2 separate regions of the Homo sapiens genome follow, and region 2 is linked to region 1. The links are chromatin loops, found by intact Hi-C in ENCODE. Cell type or tissue: IMR-90. All regions are shown on one strand. Each heading gives the region's core, and the rest is flanking DNA. Links, peaks and the distances in the headings are about the cores only. Region 1 has its middle 30 kb from the start of BUD13. Region 2 overlaps CEP164 (centrosomal protein 164).

Evidence for each region. Peaks named below come from ENCODE experiments on the same cell type or tissue, not always from the same donor. Only the 100,000 strongest peaks of a DNase experiment are listed, where the experiment ranks them.
Region 2: it touches region 1 in a loop (4-fold over the local background); 1 of 110 quality-filtered maps calls a loop at or near these places.

What each region holds. Positions count from the first base shown.
Region 1 is chr11:116,740,410-116,744,797 of GRCh38, reverse strand. No RefSeq gene overlaps it. Among named protein-coding and RNA genes, the nearest start is that of BUD13, 30 kb to the left of the region's middle. RefSeq lists a silencer at 1,732-1,831. In IMR-90, for the core only: a CTCF peak has its summit at 1,819; DNase peaks (open chromatin) are centred at 1,817 and 2,447.
Region 2 is chr11:117,381,807-117,386,169 of GRCh38, reverse strand. CEP164 (centrosomal protein 164) reads right to left here. Exons shown (of 33, transcript NM_014956.5): 13 at 4,302-4,363; 14 at 3,228-3,374. Among named protein-coding and RNA genes, the nearest start is that of CEP164, 56 kb to the right of the region's middle. RefSeq lists enhancers at 3,262-3,763, 3,931-4,363. In IMR-90, for the core only: no CTCF peak of the experiment used is centred there; a DNase peak (open chromatin) is centred at 1,919.

The DNA.
Region 1 (4,388 bases), core at 226-4,225:
CCTTGAGGAGTAGATACAAGGATGTTTTTCTATGTATAGTTTGGGTGGCAAGAATTTGGAAAAAACTTAGATGTCCATCACTAAGGAAATTGATAAGTAAAATGTGGTATATGCATATAATGGAGTTTTTTTTTTAAGTCAAATGCAAGCTGTTAGGAATTTCGTGAAATGGTAGACTTCAAGTGAAAAAATAAGGAACAGTGAAATTTAAAGCAAAAATCAGCTATATAAACACATGAAGTGATATTATTTTATAAGGAGGATATACACCTTAATCAGTAGAATAGGTTTGTGGGAGGGAACAGAATGAGACTAGAATGGAGAATGAAGCGGGGAAAGGGAAGCAAAGAGGGCTTTGCATGGATGAAAGTGATCGTGTATCATGAACTCAGGCCTGTGATAACTCAGTTCTGTGCACCTGAAGCCCTAAGTGCAGCTCCAGAAGCAAGGTCTGGTTTCATGGAATTGACATTTAGTACCCATATTAGTTAGGGTAGACTAAACTGCTAAAGCAGACTCCAAATAGACATGTGTTTCCCCCCTGCTCACTCGTGTAACATGCAGGTCGTTTCAGGTTGAGAAAGTAGGAGTGAGATACTCTATGAAGTTGTTTAGGGATCAGGCTGATGCCAGCTTCACTATGGCTTCCAAGGTTGTGTTGGGCATTACCATTTTAGTGAGTTGAGCAGAACGTGAAGGATTGCTTGGCAGATGTTACCGGCTAGCTCTAGAAGCGGCACACACTTCTACTCATATTCTGTTGGTAAGAACCTAGTCACAAGGCTCCCTCTTAATGCAAAGGAGCCCGAGGCATATAATATGCATCAGGAAGAAGGGATAAATGGATGTTGTTGGACACATAACATATTATCTTTGCCACATTATATACTTCTCAGACTTGTAAAGAAAGGCTGTCCATCCCCCAGCCATTTGAGACATACATAGATTTTTAAATAGTTTTGAGACCTGAAAATCCCGAAGGGAGTATCAGTTGGGGTCACTACCAAGTTAGGGATGTCTCTTCCCTAACTCTGGCCAGTGATTGTCAGAGAAGGGCTTAGGTAGGGAGATAAAATGTAAACTGGAATTGTGTCGAGAATCAGCATTTATGAGATGGAAGTACTTTATTTATTTTTACAGCTCAGATCTTGCTGTGTTGCCCAGGCTGGAGTGCTATGGCATGCTTGAAACTTGTGGGCTGTGATCCTACTGTCTCGCCTTCCCAAGGTGGCAGAGGAGGCATTCAACTCCTAGCTCATTGTCACACCCCTTCTGCACAGCTAGGTTTTGTTTCTGTATGGGTTCGGGTTTTAACTTCATTTTTGTGGGACCCTCACGCTGTTTCTTAGGAACACCTCACTCTTAAGAGGCTCAGAGGCTTTAGAAATCTGAAATCACTTTTTTTCCCTTAACAAAGGAATGTATTATTTATTTATTTATTCATTTTTTATTTTTTTGAGACCGAGTCTCGCTCTGTCGCTTAGGCTGGAGTGCAGTGGCACGATCTCGGCTCACTGCGACCTCCACCTCCTGGGTTCAAGCAATTCTGCCTCAGTCTTCCGAGTAGCTGAGATTACAGGCATGCGCAGGAATGTATTATTTATTTTTAAGCAGAGATTAAGGTGTAGGGAAAGCAGTTAGATTCTGTTTCAGGTGAGCTCTATGTTTATTTAGTAGGCATTAGTGAACATTTAAAAACTCCACCCCCTCCAATTTCTCTGCCTGTAAGTGTGAGAACACAGCACATCTTGTAGGGCAGAGATCGCAAGCCTGTCCAGTCCCTAGCTGACTGTCATTTCCTAGGCTGTCTACTAGAGGGCAGTGTGATATGCCTTTTCTAGACTGGCGAAAGCGGAGCCCTGGGTCTATACACACTTAATAATAGTAGGCCTTAGATCTAGAACATAATCCTGTTTCCAATATGGAAAAGATTTTCAAGAGAGAGACCTAGTATTTAGGTTTTGACCAGAATCTCCCTTACTTGGGCTTTGGAAACCTTTCTCTACGTGGAAGATTTTTTTTTTCCTTTTAATCAAATCTCCTTTCTTGCGCCTCCTCCACTTTCAAGTTTAGACTTAAGAAGCCATGAGCAATGTGAAAAACCTCTGAATTGTACATTTTAAAAGGGTGAACTTTATGGTATGATAATTATATCTGAATTTAAAAATATTAAAACAGGCCGGGAATGGTAGTGCATTCCTGTAATTCCAGCTACTCAAGAGGTCAAGTGGGAGGATCACTTAAGCACAGGAGTTCAGGACCAGCCTGGACAATGAGACCCCATCTCAATGAAATAAATAAAATTTAAAAAATGTAAAAACAACAAAAAAGAAGAATCACTGAGCAGACACTCTGGCTCAGATAGAATATAATAGTAGTAATAGACGTAGTAATAGACTGGAATGACTCAGTCTCTCCTTTATCTCTCCTGAATGATTCAAACTTGATGGTGTTGATCTTGGCCTTATACAGCTTCACCCTTTCAGAAAACAAGGGCACGTGGGCGATCTTGGTGGTAGGTTGATACTCAGGCAGTACCTGTGAACCCACCCCCTTGGGAGGGGACAGAGAGCAGTCTGCTGAAAAAGGAGTCAGTCTTTCCCTCCGCATATCACATCCAGCGCCCTCTGTCAGCTAAGGAATTACAAAGTGTGTGACTTTATCCTGTCACACGTAAAAATGCAATCTCTAGTGCTTAGTAAACAGGGCCTGTTTTCTTTATTTTCCTTTTAGTAGGAGAGGAAGCAATTGTGCAGAGAGGTTAACTTGCTCAAAATCGCTCTGAGTTGGGAAAGAGTCAGAATTTAAACAACAGATTCCTCTCCCTGCAGTTGTCACCCCCACCTATCTTCACTCCAGTAGCAAGGTAAGAGGTGAGGGGGCAGTCCAAGGGACTGTTTCCTGTCCAGAGCAGTTCTTACCAGGGGTTCTCATAGCCTCTGCAAGGAGGTCCTAGTGTACTTGAAGCTGAGTTCCCCAGTCCTGGAAGAACTGCTTGCTGGTAGTTTCAGTTTGGAACTCGGCTTTGAAGATCCTAACCAAGTGTGTTAGAGGGGCACGTGCCCTTGACTCGTGTGTGTGTGTGTGTGTGTGTGTGTGTGTGTGTGTTTTGAGACAGTTTCATTCTGTCACCCAGGCTGGAGTACAGTGGCGCGATCTCAGCTCACTGTAACCTCTGCCTCCTGGGTTCAGGCAATTCTTCTGCCTCAGCCTCCCCAGTAGCTGGGATTACAGATGTGCGCCACCACACCCAGCTGATTTTTGTATTTTCAGTAGAGACCGGGTTTCACCATGTTGGTCAGGCTGGTCTCAAACTCCTGATCTCAGGTGATCCGCCCACCTTGCCTCCCAAAGTGTTGGGATTATAGGCGTGAGCCACTGCGCCTGGCCCCTTGTCTCTTTTTGCCAGGGGCTTGGGAGGTGGTAGACAAGACCTCTGGGAAGAGAGGAATGCCTGTCTGGGAAAAAAATTATTGTTTTAATTGCTCTCTTTCATTAAGTACTTACTGTGTGTCAAACGTGTATGTTCAGTGCGTACTTACATTACCTCTGTTGTCAGGGAGAGATCAGTCTGTGAATGGTTGTAGATTAGGGAGAGCCACATTTCTGGGTCTCCCAAGAAAAGGGGGGTTGGGATATCCCAGCAGGATAAACTCTTCCTTGTTTTCCCCCATACATCCTGAAGTTATAGGACCTTCATGCTGATTACTTGTTGACAGAGAGCTTGGGCACTTTACCCTGGTCACTGTGTCCCCATCAAATTTGACAGTGCTGTTGCCAGCCAGGATGGCCGTCTCCTGCTTTGGCCAGCTCAGCTCTTCATGCAGATTAAGTAGTGGGCTGCCAGCCGGGGGCAGTTTCCTTCTGCACATGCTGGATATGTTTGCTGCCCGGGGTAAAAATAATGCTGCAGGATGGAGCCATGCCAAGGGGCTTCAGGTGGTATTTAACATCTCCTGGGGCTATTTCCTCCTGGGCTTCCAACTGCTGAAAAGCAGCTCCCTTCTGCTGCTCCCCCCAGTGGGAAGTTCAGTTTGTGGGGGGTTGAGGGGGGGCGAGGGGGGGTCCTTCTGACCTTCCCTTCATTAATTGGGCTTAGTAGGGGAAGTCAGTGGTGGTCAGTCTCCTAGAGTGAGAGGTCATCAAAAAGTAGTCCATGTTACCTCCTATCAAGTTACTTAACTTCTCTGAGCCACAGTTTCCTTATTTATTTATTTTTTGTTTTTTTTTTTGATACAGAGTCTCGCTCTTGTCCCTCAGGCTGGAGTGCAGTGGCGCAATCTCAGCTCACTGCAACCTCCGCCTCCCGGGTTCAAGTGATTCTCCTGCCTCAGCCTCCTGAGTAGCTGGGATTACAGGCTCCTGCCACCATGCCCGGCTAATTTTTG
Region 2 (4,363 bases), core at 364-4,363, 640 kb before region 1:
CACTCAGGCTGTTGCAGGCCTGGCATGGTGGCTCAGTCAACCTAAGCGGAAAGTGTGGGCATGATCCAAAACAAAGAGGGCTGGGCAAGAGTCAAACAGGGGAGCTGGTCCTCCCTGCTGTGGACTCAGAATCCCTTCTCCCTCCAGCTCGAGCCCCGCTGCAGATGGAAAGCAGCGGGCAGGACCGGATTAGAACAGTAGAGGAAAACAAGGGCTTACGAATCCCATTGCAGCACCTTGAGACTATAGAGAGAGGAAGACAGGACAGGCTACTGTCATCTCTGAATTACCATAAAGACCTTTCGTTTCCCCTTTCCTAAAATCATAACTCGGACCAGAAATGATCTTCAGCCTATGCCTTCAATTCTCTTCTGCTCCCAACTCCATCTTCTCCTTCCTTCCAAAGCCTGGCTTCCTCTCAGTCCCCTGACACAGCCCAATTAATGCATATATAAGACATGTGGCTGCCACCTCCTCTGAGAATCCTGCCCTCAGAAAGAGGCTTCCCCCACAGCTCTCCGCCTCATCAACCCTCCAACTCATTTCCAACCTTGGCTGAAAACATCTTTTTTCCCTGAGATGGTACCTTTTAATGTCTCTCTCTCCTGCAGGCTGCAAGCTATGTGGAGCCCTAGGGATAATGCTGTGGAAAGATGGGGCATCAGACCATGTGGGGCATGTGCCCAGGCTATGAGCACCAGTGAACTTGCACAGAGGCAACCTGGGCTGTCTGTCAGTGGACCTCTTCTCCCTCGCACTGTTTTAAAGGTCTAGTAGCCCAAACTGCTAGCTCAGTTCCAAGGCAGTAAACAATGCCTGAAAGGTCCATGACATGATTGGGAAGTTGAGGACTCCAGGGGAAGAAACAGCTCTGATTTCTAGGCCAACTCCTCAGGTATCAGAATCAGTGGGACCCAGTTTCCTACAGTGAGTGACAAAGGGGAGGCTCTGCAGGAGCATAATCATTTCAGGCTGGCCACCAAGTAGCTCAAAGATACGGGAGAGAAAGCAAGAAGGGAAAGCAGGGAGAGACAGGGAAGAAAGAGAGCGGAGGGCGGGGAAATGGCACCTAGAAACACTGTGAAATGGTTTTCATGGTACTACCACAAAAGTTATGTCTCCTCTCATACTCAACTTGGTGGTTTGGATTCTTTTACCCTCTTCTCTGGAAATCCTCACGAAAGATGCTGGCATGACACGGGGAGGACCTTCCTGTTTCCTAGCCCTGGCCTTGGCCAGAAAGCATTCGGTGAGTGGCACATGTTGCCTCCTGGACCTACCTGCTCCCTCTAGCTTGCCCTCTGCTCCTAACCCTTCAGATCCAGCTTGACTACACCTTTGGAAGCTGACAGACACAGAGCTACTCCCACAAAACCTAGACAACCCATCCATTCCTGATGCCGCTGTAAAGATTAATAACACGGAAGCGATGGGGCCTGAAGAGACTCAGGAAAGGAAGAGAAGGCATTTCCTAAGGGGATGGTATAAACTGAAACTGCGTGGTCAGGTATTTCTCAGACCCTAGCAGGGGCAGCCTCGCTGGGATGGCGGGAGAAACACAAGACAAAGGAATGAATCGGCCAAGGCAACTGGGGAGGAGCTGGGGAAGCCAAGGCCCCAACTGAGCCCGGCTGCCCAGGCTTCCCTCTAGAGGTCCTGGGAAGACATCCCTCTGACCTCTGCCCAATCTTCCTCTCTCTGAACTACATCCACCTCCTGTCCTCACAGAAAGCATCCTGAACTGGCTAACCACAGCCACCAAGGTGACAGGAAAGCCATATAATTCCTCCAGGTCACAGTTTTCACTGTAGGATGTATCACCATCTGAAAGACATGACCACCCCTTCCATACACCACTCCTGCAATGTTATGGTGACAACATGAGATCCTGAGCTCACGTGCCCTGCCAGCTCTCAGTGAGTAATGTGTGCATGAACTTGCTGTGAGTAATGTGTGCATAAACCTGTCTCTGCTCATGAGTCAGTCCCAAATCCTTTAGACCTGCTCAGTTCACAGAAGGGAAAATGTTAAGTCCTGATCCTTCTCTTTCTCTATGCAGAGAAAAGGAACAGTGGCTGCAGACTAAAGTCAGAAGTCTAGGGCTCTAGTGACTATAAACTAGTGTTTTTATTTGAGACAGAGTTTCGCTCTTGTTGCCCAGGCTGGAATACAGTGGCACGATCTCGGCTCACTGCAACCTCCACCTCCCAGGTTCAAGCAATTCTCCTGCCTCTGTCTTCCAAGTAGCTGGGATTATAGGCACCTGCCACCACGCCCAGCTAATTTTTGTATTTTTAGTAGAGACGGGGTTTCGCCATGTTGGCCAGCTGGTCTCAAACTCCTGACCTCAGGTGATCCACCTGCCTCGGCCTCCCAGAGTGCTGGGATTACAGGTGTGAGCCACCGCGCCCGGCCTATAATCTAGTTCTAATTCTGCCACTGACTAGCGATGTTACCTTAGATGAATCCCTTCACTTCTCTGAGCCTCAGTTTCCTCGTCTGAAAACTGAGTAGGAAGGGGAAGGGTAAGAATGGAAGGAGAAAAGCTAAATGATTTCTAAATTTTAGAAGTACTTGGTTCAACAACATAGGTGAATCAGAAAAACACACTGAGCTTTGAACACAAGCACAAAAGATCAATCCTGTATACTGTATAATTCCATGTATGTGAAGTAGAGAACTGGAAAAATGACCCTTTGGCCAGAACTTGGAGCTCACAGGCCAGAACAGTGAAGATCTGGGGTGAGTGGTTTGAGAGGGGCACGAGGAAACTTCCTCGAGGGATGGAGACATTCCCTGTTTGAGTGGCCATTATACAGTGTGCACAGATGCAAACTTTCACTGAACTGTACACTTTAGGCCTATGTACTGCAGTGTACATACATACCTCAACAACATTTTTGAAGAGAAAAACAGTGCTTGGTAGACAGGAAACATGATTTAGCAAGTTTAGCAAATGAGCCAGGAGGTACCCCCTCATCTGCCCTTGTACCTCAAGTCCTGACCAGGAGCCCCAGAGACCAAAGCTAACCCCAGGTAAGGATCAGTCATGCCTGTGTGGGGCTCTCAAGGCTGCACACAGAGCACCAAGGATATGCTTAATCTCCCTACACTCTAACCCTTGGCCAGAGCCTGAGCCCCACCTCCCACCACCCAAGAGTGAATAGGCACTGAAGCAGCCCACACGCAGTGGAGGTCAGGGACAGACACACAAAACTGGCCCTTACACCTCTGGAGAGACTGGCGGGGTGGGGCTGACCGCCACCTTCTCCTCAGGATCCTCTGCCTCTTCCTGCCCAGGGCCCAGCTCCTCGGCCTGGGAATGCTGCTCCTTGCCCTTCTCACAGGCAGCAGGTGGGCTTGGGGCCTGCTCCCTTGATAGCAGTAAGGAAACAACTGTGTTAAAGCCAGTAAGAAAGCAAGAGGCTTAAGATGTACGCCATTTGGGGTCAAAGAGCTATGACAGAGACAAGAGAGACAGCCCAACAATTTCCCTACCTCGGGTCTTAGACCTCCCTCTCCCCGCCCTTCCTCTCCCTGAATTATTTGCATCAAAGACTAGAGACTCCTGCCTCACAATGGAAGCAAGATGGTTATGGTACCCCAGGAGCTCCGTACACAGCAGGTGTTCAGTGGATGCTGTTGATTGCACATCGATGCTGCTCAGGTTCCCTAGTGACTCATTCCAACCCAATGAATTCTAAGACCAGCATGTTTCTCTTGCTAGGGGGACAGACAACTAGCAAATGTCCACCACGCTCTTGACTAGGCTAAGAAAAAAGGTCCTCTCAGCTGGACCCAGAGTTATCTGGGCTTCCCTCTCCCTGGGCCGAGCACATAACAGGGCTCCAGCTGGGGTTGCTGAATGACAAGAAGTAGGATGACTATTGGAAACAGGGGTGCTGGTAGGGAGGGGACTAGAGAAAGGGCTTCCCTGACAGGAATGGAGCAGCCAGGGTGATACCAGTCTCTGCTCCAGCCCCTTGCAGGGAGGCAGCTGTGACAAAAGAGACACCTCCTTATTCAAGAGTTTCTAAGTTCCTCTAATCAGACCACATACCCTGATTTCAGCTGTAGACTGAGGACTAGGAAGAGGCACATTTCCTCATATCCAGATCCCATGGGACACTAAGCAGAGCCTCTGCTGCTGCTGCTGCTGAGGCTACAAACCCGCCCCAGCTCCCCACTCCCTCCCCAAGCCAACCCCACCCCCATCTCTCTCAGCACTAGCACACATACCCACTACACACAGAGCAGCCACCAGCCCTCATCCTCATGAGGATGCTTCCCCTCATCCTTACCTCTGGAGGGACAGCTGCAGGCTGAGGCTGGCTGCAGAGTCCTCCCCAAGCTCCTCTGCCTC